Regions from separate parts of the Mus musculus genome. Here region 2 is linked to region 1. A link is a contact called in ENCODE Hi-C or POLR2A ChIA-PET data. All regions are on one chromosome and are shown on one strand. The core of a region is the stretch at or near the end of the contact, and the rest is flanking DNA. Distances in the headings are between cores, read along the strand shown.

The links. A loop is a pair of places that touch in the nucleus more often than their neighbours do. ChIA-PET counts read pairs that join two places held with the same protein, here RNA polymerase II (POLR2A).
Region 2: POLR2A ChIA-PET joins it to region 1 with 36 read pairs in embryonic stem cell. The contact joins the enhancer-like site here to the promoter of 2310016D23Rik in region 1. A Hi-C loop is called at or near these places in 2 of 37 maps with a recorded cell type or tissue (T-helper 17 cell and gastrocnemius). POLR2A ChIA-PET finds 5 or more read pairs at or near these places in 3 of 5 experiments (Patski and embryonic stem cell).

The regions. Positions count from the first base shown.
Region 1 is chr1:60,775,017-60,781,836 of GRCm38, reverse strand. 2310016D23Rik (a long non-coding RNA gene) reads right to left here and starts at 3,376. Exons shown (of 3, transcript XR_865459.1): 1 at 2,921-3,376.
Region 2 is chr1:60,846,677-60,853,759 of GRCm38, reverse strand. No RefSeq gene overlaps it. Among named protein-coding and RNA genes, the nearest start is that of Gm38137, 14 kb to the left of the region's middle. Within about 2 kb of position 4,456, at least 1 of the 3 ENCODE cell types and tissues checked has a DNase peak (open chromatin) inside an H3K27ac peak, as active enhancers do.

The DNA.
Region 1 (6,820 bases), core at 2,127-4,626:
GAGTAGTATTGTTGATGTGTCAGTTGGTACCGAGCTCCACAGCTCTGCCTTTTGATTTGTTGTGGTTTTTCAGTTCAAAAAGCAGTTTCCTTGATGAGAGGAGTACATTCTAAATGTATTAGAAGACAGTTAGGGGTTATGCTAATTTAGGAAAGCAGCGATGGTGGTAAGTTTTAAGAGGAGAAAATGCGAATGAGTGCTTGAATCTTCTGTTCTTTTCTAACTTACAGAACCTCAGGAGCCAATGTTTCAAAGAAGCCAGTAACCCAAATGTCATCTCTTCTGAGGTAAGGACATTGTTACCAATATACTGATAACATCTAGTTCTTCAAGTTGTCAGAGACTAATAACTGAGCATACCAAGAGGGTAAGGTAGTGTTGAGTTCTTTATTTCTCCAAACAATGTGAAATTTATGAATATATGTTCATAGATTATAGATAACATTATATATTATATATGTAATCAGTCAACATGAAGTTAATTAGGATTATATATATGCATATAAACATATATATATAATCAGTCATTATGAAGATATTAATTAGGACGGTTATATTTCTCTGAATCTTTTTCTTTTAATTTATTTATTATTATATGTAAGTACACTGTGTCTTAAGACACACCAGAAGAGGGTGTCAGAAATCATTTTGGATGGTTGTGAGCCACAATGTGGTTGCTGGGATTTGAACTCAGGACCTTCGGGAGAACAGGAAGATTATACTTCTTCATGTAATAAGAAAATCCACCTGAAATGTCTTCAATAATAAAGCTATTTGTTGTCAGCCATGTCAAGAAGCTGAAGACAGACACTTTCAGGGTTGCTCGGCCTTCTGCTCAGTTCCCTCAAGGTTCGGCTGCTTTCTCTGCCCTCCTCTCCTGGCCTCAGCCTGCTCTGACCATCGGGCCAATCCTGCTCATTGTGCAAAATCCCCTTGAAGACACAGCAATCTAAGATTCAAAAAAGGCATTCTTTATTTCCAAATGTCTTTTAAGAACAAAGAGAAACTTTCCCAGGGGAGCTTTGGTGCACACTCACGGCCTTATTGGTTAGAATTGTGTCACGTGTCAGCCAATCCTGGATGAGAGGGTTACCATCACTCTAGCGTATGCCTACCGTTATCCACTCTTTGGATTTCCTGGAAAGCATAAGTGGGAAAATAATACAGAGTTCTGTGTGTTGCCAAGCGAGAGGACACAGTTTTTGATTTGAGTGTAAGAGGCATGGTAATAAAATGCACTTTGACATTTTTAAAACCTTGTAAATTGCTAACCGGGCGGTGGTGGCACACGCCTTTTATCCCAGCACTCGGGAGGCAGAGGCAGGCAGATTTCTGAGTTCGAGGCCAGCCTGGTCTACAAAGTGAGTTCCAGGACAGCCAGGGCTACACAGAGAAACCCTGTCTCGAAAAACCAAAAAAAAAAAAAAAAAAAAAAACTTGTAAATTTTATCAGTAGTTTTCAAATTTCCCAAACCTTTTAATAGTACCTAGTTCATCTAATTTATCAAAAGACAAAACAGTTTTTGTGTGTTTTTCAGATAAAAGGTTGTATATTTACCTATCCACCTGTTTGTTCACTCAGTTAAAAGGTTTTAAGCACCAATATATTATACTCAAGATTTAATATACTATGAAGAATTCAGAAATCACTAGATTTATACTATCAAGTATTATTATTATTATTATTATTATTATTATTATTAGAGAAATGTCTATCTTTAAAAAAACAATGAAATTTTTCATGCTATTACATGAAGGTGATTTTCAAATTAAATTCACACAAGAAAGCCCATATAAATAAATATTTCTACCTTAAATCCACAAGTATTTCACTATTTATTTAAGAAAAAGTGACACATAATTTTTAACTAGTGGAGATAATGTGTACAAGAAATTGTAGGCTTTTTCAAATATTCCCAGCTGACAAAAACCTCAAAAAATACACATGTATATAAAAGCTATAATATGAAAAAATAAAACAGTTGTAATGTGGGATATAAAAAGTACAAGACATCTACACAGAAGTCCCTTTGTCTAATCCTTTCATATAGTAGTGAGTAGAAACTAGAGACAATCTGCCGTTGTCCCACCAGAAGGTTCAAGGGCAAAGACAAGAATTAGCCCCAAACTTAGTATTCTACGGGGCACAATAAGTCATAATTTCCCCCTGAGCTCTAAACCTGGAAGTTTACTTTTGCATTACTAACCTTAATTCACGAAACAAACAACCTACTGAAAGAGGCCAGATTTGAGGGGCAATGAAGGTTAAAACAAACAAACAAACAAACAGGAGAGAGGTGCTTGTAGGAGCTGGGACCTCTCTTCCTGTTTTGTTCTCAGTGGTTTTCATCCTAGGTTGCTTCCTTTTGAGACTGAGAATATGTCTCTCCCTATAAAGCTAGTAACCAAGCGGCAGAAAGATCGAAGTAGGCTCCACAAGATAAGTACTCTCCTGTCACAGCTTCAAGAGGAGGCTGAGCAGATTTAAGTCTTTCTTATGGCCTCTGTAGAGGCCCTGGGAAGGAACTGAGTGAATAACCTACACAGCAGTCCTACACACTATATAAGAAAAGTCTTGGAGGTCCTAAGGCTGTTCACCCAGACTGTAACTTGAACACATTAGTGTATCCTGGCTTTGCAGGATACACCATTCTGAGAGAGGTGTGCCTGCTCCTGGTATTACAGGCTGTTTGCATATTAAATCTTAGGTATTACAGGCTGCTTGCATATTAAATCTTAGGTATTACAGGCTGCTTGCATATTAAATCTTAGGCATCTGACCTTTTGGGGAGCAATTTCCTATTCTTGGCTGCACAAATGAAGCTAAATCTTACCCTATTTCTAAAATGCCCAGATAGAATGAATGAGTGTATGGCTCAGAGTGCCCCCACAGGCTGTTTCCAGAAAGAACTATTTGTACCTTGGGTGTAACCAGCAGCTGTAGACAAACAGGGTGGAGCAGCGATAAGGGATGACAAAGGCCGGGTCAGTGTCTATGATCTGTATAAAGCTGACTTTCACGCCTACCTGTGAAATGCCAAGCTTTAGTTTGCCCTTCCAGTGGGCAGCAGCAGGGGTTGCGGGTGCGGGTGAGGGTGTGCTCTCCTGGTCACCTATAAATAGTAGCTAAATTTAGATTTGAAAAAGTCATGGAAAGTGGTAGGAGGCCAGTCCTGAGACAGCTGCTTCTGGTCTCTGCTCCACCCACTCCACACTGGAGCTGAGTGTGGTCCATTTGGAAGGATTTGCAGGGTAATTCGTCTTTTTCATTACCTTGGACACGGGCCATACCCCCCCACCCCCACTGTGAATAAAAATTTATTTTGTTTCCTTGGAGATTGCATGGATTTGATGGTTGGACGAGAGGGAAAAGAGCAAAGAAAATGTAACAGTAATCATTGGGCTTTTAGCACTAATTTCCCGAGGATGCTGTCATCTTGAAATTCTCGTCCCCTTTGCTTTTAGTTTCCTGTTTCTCCTCCCCAGGATAGCTCTCTCTTGGATAAAGTCTCTCCCTCATTCTCTGCAAATCCTTGCCTTTTTTTTTTTTTTTAAATAAAGTTACTTGGACACTCACACTCCCAAGAGGTCTTTACATGCACCCAGACTGATCCCTTCTAGATGGTGTCTGGCGTTCAAAGACAAGCTCAAAGCTTAAAAGTGGTGCCTTGGTTCTGTCTCAGAGGTCAGCAAACTGCGGCCTACAGGCCAAGTCTAGCCACTGTCTGACACTGCACAGGCCATGAGCTGAAGAATGGATTGTATGTGTACATACGGCTAGGGTGATGGTGCAGCAATCAGAGGAATCACAATATCTGGCAAGAAAATTAAAGGAGAATCAAATACCAATATCCATAAGTAAAAGCTTGCTGAAATACAGCTAATCTCAGTTGTTTGTCTACAGTGACAGACTGCAGTAGCTACAAGAAACTATACAGTCACCAGAGTAACAGTAGATACACAATGTCTAAGTTCTACAGTCAGGACTAAGTAGGTGCCTTAAGGTGAATAGAAGGAGGTGAAGGGTTGTAAAATACACTCTGATTGGTCCACGCAGAGATAAGGACAACAGCGTTGCTCTATCGTTTCTCCTGTACCCAGTCCGCTTTTCAGAGCTGGGAAGACGGTCATCAAAATGTTGTTGGATGAATGAAGAAGAAGACAGGACAGAGAGGCACAAAGCAAATGAAACATGAGTTGCACCCTGTTTGGAATGAAAAAGCATCCCCATGACAACCTCCAGCTAGTCTTGCTTCATATCATCTATATCACTGGTTCCCAGACGTTAGCAAAAACCCTCACTTTGGATGCCAACGTATCGAATGCTCAGTGTGTGCATAAGAAATTGAAAAAAAAAGTCTGTATGAATCTGGCTAACTTTGCTGATGCTAATTCAAACCCACCTTTCTGACCCTCTTCCTCAGTCACCAAATGTACATCAATTTAGTCTAGACACTAAACTCAGATGAGGAAGTTATCAAGGGAAAGGAAATCAAATGTAAACTTCATAAATAAACCTTTTGTTCATCTCTCTCTCTTCTTCCCTCCCCCTCCCTCCCTCCCTTCCTCCCTCTCTCCCTCCCTCCCTCCCTCCCCATCTCTGTGCTTGCAGGTGACACCCACACATATCCTTCAGCGTTGGCAGAGATGTTCACTCAGATAATGACTGGAGTTCATGCTACCTGTTCTCATCTTCATGTGTCATCGTCACCATGCAAAACCACAACTATAGGAAAACAGAGCTGTTTGCTGCTCTTCTGTCTCAACTGACATTTCCACCCAGTTCACAGCTTGCCCTTTGGAGACAAAGGAGATTATCTGTCATTGAGATGCCTTTACATAATGAAGTATGAGTGAAATCCAGGCTATCCTTTACAACTTTTTATCCCCTTGAGTTTGTAGCCTTTCCAATCCTTTCGCAGAGTTTAAGTGGGCAAATGGCATAGGGCATGGCCTTTGGGAAGCACACATTCTGATCCTTGATTTTGCCCCAAGAGTGAGGTCAGCTCAGAAAGTCTGACATATTCTTGGACACACAGACTTTCAATGCAAGTAGTTTCAAGCATTGGGTCCAATGTCAACCCTGAAATGAGCAAAAGGCACTTAAGCTAGTGTTTCACATACTGCTCTGGACAGTAGTCTACAGTTTTAAGAACCATAAACCTATGATTCAAAAAAAAAACAAAAACAAAAACAAAAACCACACACACACCCTACTTTCAGAATGTCAGATGGGAAAACATAAGGAGGTCCAATCTCTCAGATGTATTTCTCAAAACCCAAGATCCTGAGTACCACTGCCAGCACATCAATGGAGGCTCAGTTGAGGAGAACACAGAGCACACCATCAGCAGGTTTCTAAGGTGGTTCCCAGACCATCTGTAGCTGCCTTTTACTGTGGGGGTCAGATTTCTGTTGCAATGAACCCAGGAGTTTCTTTGATTTGTCTCAACTATCTATCATCTCTGTTCCAGATATAACGAGAGATGACAAAAGATACTGCTTAAATAGGAATGTGGGTCTAGGGAGGTGGCTCAGTCAGTAAGGGACCTGTCGCATAAAGATCTAAGTTTGGATCCATTCCAAGCAGTCACGTAAAGAGTCAGGCTTTAAGGGGCTCACCTGACGTACTAGAGCTGGGAAGGTGGAGGCAGGAGCTTACTGCAGCTCACTGGCATGAGTCCTACATTCAGTGAGAAAGTCTGTCTCAAAAAGTACAGTGCAGAATGATAGAGAAAATATCCAACATCAGCATGTACATGCATACACATGTGCTTATGCACACACACACATGCACACACACACATACACAAAGATATATACACACATGGCTCTTCCCACTGAAAAGGAAACTACCCTGGGCTGGGGATGCAGCTCAGTTGTTTGCCTAGATGGAGCCCTGGACTGAATCTCCTACAAAGTGCACTAAAGGCTGTTGTTTGTTGATTGTAAATTCTCACATTTGTGGGGTTAAGACATGATAGAGGGGCCTGTCTAGTGATGTCATAGAATTTGCCTTGTGTTATACCTTGAGGATGAGTCTGGAGGTACCTCAACTTTTTAACAGGTTATACAATTTTCCATTAGTACAATAAACACATCCTTACTGAGATCTGTGCAGAGGTTTTTCCATCTATTAATCTGGTACCTTTCCAGTTTGATCTGATTTCCCTGTTGAAACATCCACGAGACTAGCTGATTCCAGACTTTCTTAAGTAGTAGCCTGGATGTGAGCTCATCTTTTTCAAGCTTTCTCTGCATTTATTGAACTCCACAAGTCTCGTTTCAACAAAACAAAGAGTGGGTTTAAAAATGAGTTCATCATGTACCTTGTTTACTCCAGGTCATCTGCAAAGGAAAACTTAAGGCCAAATAGAAACAGCTACATGGATTACCAAGTATCAGACAAGCTCTTGTGTCTGTGGCTCAAGTGTCTCCTCCTCCACACACAGGATTCTTTTGCACTGCCCCCCACCCCACCCCACCCCCAGCCACTGTCCGCTGATGTGTGTGTTAAATACTAGTATGGTATAAATTTTCAGCTTGCTCCCAATGCCACGTATTTTGCTTGTTTGCTCTTCTTTTTGGCTGAAGCTGTTGCAAGCTTTTCAAGCACCCACTTACGCCATGAGCAAGACAGGTAAAGAGACTGGCATTTCCTGTCCTGACCATTGTTTGAGATCTTTTTGGATCAGAGCTAACAAAGCATTTCTAGACTTCACTGGAACAAAATCACTCCACAGAGAAGAGCAGTAATTCAGCTGTAGGGTGAGTTTTTAACTACAAAAGCCATATTTTCAGAAACCAGAAGCTAAAGATG
Region 2 (7,083 bases), core at 3,207-5,706, 71 kb before region 1:
GAATCCAACAGGATAAAAGGAGATGCCTGCCAACACGCAAGCCTGAGGACAGCCTGTAACAATCTCTAGCTCACAGAGGGAAACAAACCTTTGTCTCAGGTTTCTCTCCACCAGGAGATACTTAGTGTCTATTGTTTAAGCCACCTAGTGGGAGATACCTTATTAACAAAGGCTCTAGCAACTTAAACACTCTCTGCCAATTTGACCCCGTGGCTAGGGAAATCCCCTCTTTGGAGGCAGCTCTTAAGGTGAGGCCTCGTTGAAAAACAGTTCCGGTCCTGTGTAGGTCTGGGGCAGACCACTTTACATGGAGGAATAGCAGAGACAGTGCCATGGGAAGAATTTGGTATACTCAAAAAAATAGCAAGAGGGTCACTCCAGCTGGGTTTGGGGAGTGGGAGGGGGATGAGTTCAGGCTGAGGCTTGAGAGTCTGGCAGGAATGCTAAGCTGTGCTATGCCGTAGAAGCAAGCTAGGACTTAAGCAGAGCAGAGCAATGGTAGGGGTCGTCATGCTTTGTAAGTACTCTCCTCAGTGGCCAGTAAGTGTCCAGGTAAGGGGTAGGGGTCAGGATCAGAGGCAGAGGACCAGTGAAGAGACTACTTCCATTGTCCAGGGCAGAGACGTTAGGTTAACAGGTCAGAGGGACATCGAGGGTTCCAATGGAAAGAGAAAGAGGAGAGAACAAATTCAGGTATCATTAGGAATTGATAAGACTTGCTGAGGAGAGGAGATAGGAAGTCATCAGAGACAGCTGTTTGCTTAAGACACAGCTGGCAGGTGGTTAGTCACAGGGGGTGGGGAAGCCTGGAGCAAGACAAGGTTAAAGTCACAAAAGGAGACTTGCTTTTTTCTTTTTCCTTCCAGACTTCTTGCTAAACTGTTTCCTGTCTCCCTTCTCTCTATCCACAGGCATGTTGTCCTTTCATGATGCCTTTCTTACTGCTCGCCGCTCTCTCCGCTTGCTCCGTGTGTAATTTCATACATTCCCGGGACTCCACTTAGTACCACCTACAAGCCAATCACTGTGATCTATGGACACTTAACCCAAATCCTCTACAGAGTTCCAGAACCTCGTCCTCAACTGTCTTGTAGATTCCACACCTGGAAATTCAAGCTAAGAGTCCATTCTAGCCACACCCACCCTCGGGGCAACTTATTGCTGGAGCTCTGCTTCGAGGCTTCTCCATTCTTACTTCCTCATAGTTCTGCTCCATACTTCCCCCACACCCCTTGATTGTTTAGTAATGGCTATAAGAGAGGCCCCTGAGCACGGACTTAAAAGGGAACAGTGGATGGAGGATTGCAAACGGTGTTGATAGCGTAACCAAACGAGCCGGTCTCATCTTTGAGACATTATTCTTAGATTATGTGAAACATTGTGAGCTTATCTGAAGGGATTAATGGTTGGGTTGTTTCTTAATGGAAACACGTGTTCTAAAGGAAAGCAGAGCGTGTGGGAGGGGAACCCCTAAACACCAGGAGCTCCATATTTGCATACTACTGCTGCCCTTTGCTTGCCCTTTGTTTCTGGCTATCTCAGAGTGACAACTTTCCTCTTAAGTCACATGGCTGTAGAGTTAATATTGTCCTTGCACAGCTCACACAGCTGCTTCATTATAGTGGGCAGAAGGAGCTGATTATCATCAATAATGTTGGGGAAGAAATGGATGAATTTAGATAGAATACCTAATGAATATGACATAATAATCAAGAATCAGGTCAAGGGTTTAGTATTTGGATTCTATTAATATTACTCACTATGGTAACACAGCAAAAAAGGCACACAATTGAGAAAGATACCTAAAGCCATTCGAAAAAAAAAAAAAAACCAACATTGACTTTAGACCCTCTCATATTAAAAAGGCATGCAAAAAAAGGTTCACACATATCAGCTTTACTTTCCTTAATTTCTGCCTTGCTCAGCTAGTTATGTTTTCTGCATGTTCCTCATATACACGCTTATAACAAGAGAGGCTTCAAAAGCCCATGCTTTCAAACGTGATCTTTCCCCATTTTTAATAAAGGCTACAAAAATGCTTTTCAGCGATAACAAGCATGAAGGAACGGGGTCTGAAAAAGCTTCATTGTCTGAGGCCATTTAAAAGGCTTGTACTTGTTGCAGTATTTTCATTTGGTGAATATTACTAGTCATGGCCTTAATTTATTAATGTACAGTCTGGAATCAGAAATGCAATCTCCAATAATAACTGCGTGAAAGACCTTTCACTCTGGGGGCAGCGGCAAGCTCGGCAAGCCAGAGGCAAGCCAGAGGCAGTGACACAAAATGAATTCTGATCTATCTTTTTCTAAAGGAAATTGACAGCAGACATTCCTATCTCTTTCTAGCAACTCAAGCTGACTATAATTGGAACACAAAGGCCAGTCATTCAGCTCTCCCACCCCTGGCCTTTCCCGCAGCTTCCACACCACAGAATGAATGCTGGCAGCCCTGAATCATATTCAAGTCACTGGGAATGCTTTGCAGTCAGCAGAGCTTATATTTATGTCTACTTTCTTCATTGCAAGAGTGATTTGCTTGTGTTCCATGCTGGAAAGTCACAGGGCATTATTATTGAAAGGCCTCTGAGCAACCCTGTCTAGACCAGTGGCTTTCAGCCCTGACTGAACATTAGAATAACTATGGGCCTTTTTAAAGAGCTAATGATACCCGGGCTACACCCTCCAAGAGTCTAATTTAGTTGGTTTGGTAAGTGGCCTTGGCTTTCCTAGTTTTGAAAAGCACCCCCAAGTGATTCTAACATACAAATAGCCCCAGTTAGAAACTACCACTCTTTAGAGTAACCTTTTCATTAAATGAGCAAAAGCAGACTAGCCAAGAGGTGAGTGCAAATCTCAATGACTCCCAGGGAGTTCTCCTGCTAAGAAAGCTTTTCCAAGTCCTGTCAGTAAAGCAAAAGATGAGTTGTGGCCACTACTCAATGTTGCAGCCAAACATAGGGGCATCCTACTCTGGGAGAAAATAATTACTATTTTACTTACTAACATTAATTTAAAAATCAGACATATTTAAATCCATGAAGATTTAGATGTTAGCGTGCAGAAAATCAACATGATATGGTCCAAATACATTTTGCATGAAAAGATAAAAATTATCTCTGTTCATTGAAGATGTGTCCAGGGGCTATATGACTTTACTGCCCTCTGGAACATTAGTCAGTTTTATTTTTAAATTAGTAGATGTATCTCAGTATTCATTCTCTCTCCCTGCTTTTCCCTCCGTTCCTTTTCTCCCTACTTCTAATAGGTCATTTGCCTTCTCTTGTCTCACCTTTATAACTAACTTTAGCATCCTTCCAGTTACCTCATTAATGAGAAACAAAACATTGACTTGCTTCCCACATATTTATGTAAAAACTGTGAGTGTAAGATTATGAGAACTATGTTTTGACACTTGAAAAATGATGTAAATTTTATGAGGGCATTTTAAAATATTCAAAAAGCCTTAATTGGTCTATCCAGATGTAATTTACTGTTTGCCAAAAATATTATTCATCAACCACATTCAAAAACCATAACTGCAGAATTATCACTTCGGGCAAAGGCATGACAAAGACCTAGCTGGAAAACATAAAAATAAATGATATTTATACATCATATATATCAAGATATATGATGATTCGCTCGTCCTGGTGATCCCAGTGCTGGAGAACTGGAGGGCTGACCAGCTTAGCTACCATCCAGGCCCAGATCCAAAATCGACATCATCTGTGAATAGATGGAGCATGTGAAAGGGTCAGGACAACAACAGGATAACTGGGAGGAGTCCCAGTAAGGATCCAGTACTGATGGGTAGCAGAAGCCAGAGGCCTTGGACCAGACCAATGACTCATTGCAGTGACCATTTGCAAGTGAAGACATGTGGACAGAGGGGTATACTCTAGGACACACTGGGACACACTTTAGCTTTACAATGAGATGTTTTCTATGCTTTGTTTCATTTTTGTTTGGGGTTGTTTGTTTAGTTGGTTGGTTTTTATTTTATTTTGGGGTGAGTGGGCACAGTTGCAATGGGAGAGGGCAGAAACGAGGGAATGGGGAAATGAGTGGGACTGGGATGCATGATGTGAAACTCACAAAGGATCAATAAAAAGTTGGATGGAAAAAGATAAACGATGGTTGTTTGACACCATGAGAGTGAATCAAGTGATTTGAGCTCTTTAATTTGTCCCAGCCTTCTGTCCGAAATGTTTCTTCCAAGACACAGAGAGGAGGTCTCCTTGAGTTGAGGAGATGGAACAGGAATTATCAGACAAGAAGACAGAGTTCTCAGGCCAGACTATTAGAGAGGGCCCAGCTGCACAGACAACTGAAAGTATGAAGGAGTCTGGTTAAATCTCCAGCCAGTGTCTGAGTAGGATTCAGAGGGAGGACACCCACCTGAGGCTAATGTAGGGTTAGAGGAAGGAATGCTTCTTGCTCACATGGGTGGGAAGTGGCTCACGTCCCCATCTGCCAGAATGGAAAACCTCCTGTTCTCATAGCTCGATGAATACAGAATCTGTAGTGAGGGGAAAAAACTAGCCCCAAAGTAAATGCTGGTCTAAATTTAACTCACAAAGCTTTAATATGCAGTCTAGAAGCACCACACTGTTTCCAGAATTCTGCATACTAGAACCAACACTAAAATATTTATGAGAATACGAAAATAACCACCGGACAACAAGGAAAATTTTCCAACTGCTATCTAATCCAAGATTACTAAGTATTGTGGGGAGCCGTTGCAGAGTGGCAGTTACAGAGTGGCAGTTACAGAGTGGCAGTTGCAGAGTGGCAGTTGCAGAGTGGCAGTTGGCTATTGCTGGCCACCACACATATATAGGCAGTAAAGGTTCTTTTGCCAAGATGAGGTTTTGAGAATTGACCAAAGTTAACCAATCAGATGAGAGACAAGTTAACCAATCAGATGAGAGAGAACGCCTCTCCTAGGCCTATATAAGCAGCACCAGTTCTGGGCTTGGGTCTCTTTGCCTCTGCAATCAAGCTCTCCTAATAAACGTGTGCGGAAGGATCCTGTTGCAGCATCGTTCCTCCTGGCCAGTCGAGCGCGTGCAAGAAAGTATAAAGAAGTAGAAAAAAACATAACAACAAAACATTATCAAAGATGTTAGAATTGTAGACAAGAACAGTCATTCTTGTTATATTCCAAATGTTCAAGACCGTGAAAGGAACTGTAAACTTGTTAATGAACTATATTTAAAGTGACCCAACTAGAACTTCCTTTGATTAAGTGCCAGAAATTTATGATAAACAGTGGGTTATTGATAAATAAAATAGAATTAGTGAACTTGAAAGCACAGCAATATAACCGATCTCTAACGAAACCAGTATTGGGGGGCGGGGAAAGACAGACAGACAGACAGACAGAAAGACAGAGCACCTAAGACCTTCAAGTGGTTCAATACACACGTTATCGGAGAAACAAAACTCTTGAGGGGAAACAAGGGAGGGGGAGCAAAGAAATATTTCAAGAGACAGCTTAGATTATTTTCTTAATTTGATGAAAGTTATAAACCCACAGATCCCAAATACTCACTCAAGCCAAAGCATAGACAACGTAAGAAAGTTTTACTGAGGTCTGTAACCAAACTATCTACACCCAAGAACTGGTCGAAGCCCTCAGAGGAAGAGATCATGAAGGTGCTCTGCCCCCCTGAGACTGAGGAATGCCCCAGCTCTTCCAGCCCTTCACATGCCCCTGGCTACAGGGGTGCCGCTGGGGTCTGTAAGCCTAGAGAACATTTCCTCACCTCCCAAGCTGAACTCAAAATGTAATCAGAATTTCTAGTGTAATCTATGTATCTTTTTCTTTCTTTGTAAATCTCTATCCTTAATAAGGCAGGTTAACTGGGTAAACTGAAATATCAGATACCAATTTTAAAGAGCTCAGGAAATATATTGAGCTAAATAGATTTTTCTTTAAAAATATCAAAATGAATGTAACAAAATCCATTAAGTAACAAAATATAAAAGTAAGTGGTAAAAAGTATCTGCCCTCATCCCTCTGTGATCACCATGGATCCTCAGTCCTAGCCCTGGCTACAGAGTCCTGACATCTTCACAAGGATTCTTTCTTCTCTCCCCTCTGTTTTTCCTCTGGCAGTCCTAACACTCTGCCCCCATTCTCTCTGACTTTATTCAGTGCCAAAATAAGAAACCTCTAAAGCCATCTCTTCATTTCTTGTTTGGATTGTCATCCTCTTCAAACCCAGATTACTTCTCTAAAATGATTTCCTTTGAACTACAAAGGGTTATAGAATAATTGGAATCTTTTAATGAAATATTCCTAATGAAATGGGTAAACAAGAAAAAATGCTAACTTTACTTATTAGCAAGAAATCAGAGGGTTTGCATTTGCTTAGTTTGGGTTTGGGGACATGAGTGTGTGTGTGTGTGTGTGTGTGTGTCTGTGTGTGCGCACGCACGCACGTTTGTGTGTTAAGTGCAATAACATGGAGACTTTATGTTTTAATAAAGCTGTTTTGTTGCCATGGTTGCAAATTTGCATTAACATGTTCACAAGGAAACCAATGTGTGGTATGAATATTGCTCCCACTTTCACATCTGCCCACGTGCTCCAGACAGGGATTGGATAAACTGGCTTCCAGCCCTGATCTCCTCCACCACCCCCATAGAGTGAGCATTTTTCACAGAAAATCTAGAGTTCTCTAGGATATAAAGTTAGGATTGGCTCCTGTTCCAGACACAAGGTCAAACAAGATTTCTGACGGGCTTGCTTCATGAGGTTCAATCACCCTTCACCCCTTTGGCATGATGCATATGCATGAGATCACTAGGAGACTGTTTATTTAGTATCTAAGCTCTTTACAATGTATTTCAAGATAAATATAATCACTGAAGAAGTTACACAGCTTGAAAATTCTGGCACTAATCTTACAGCAGTTCTTACAAAACAAGTTTGCAAATGATCCTTTCTAGGGGTGGGTGGAAGATTCAAGACAGGGTTTCTCTGTGTAGCCCTGGCTGTCCTGGAGCTTTTGTAGACCACGCTGGCCTTGAACTCAATGCGATCCCCCTGCTTCTGCCTCCCTGATGCTGGGAT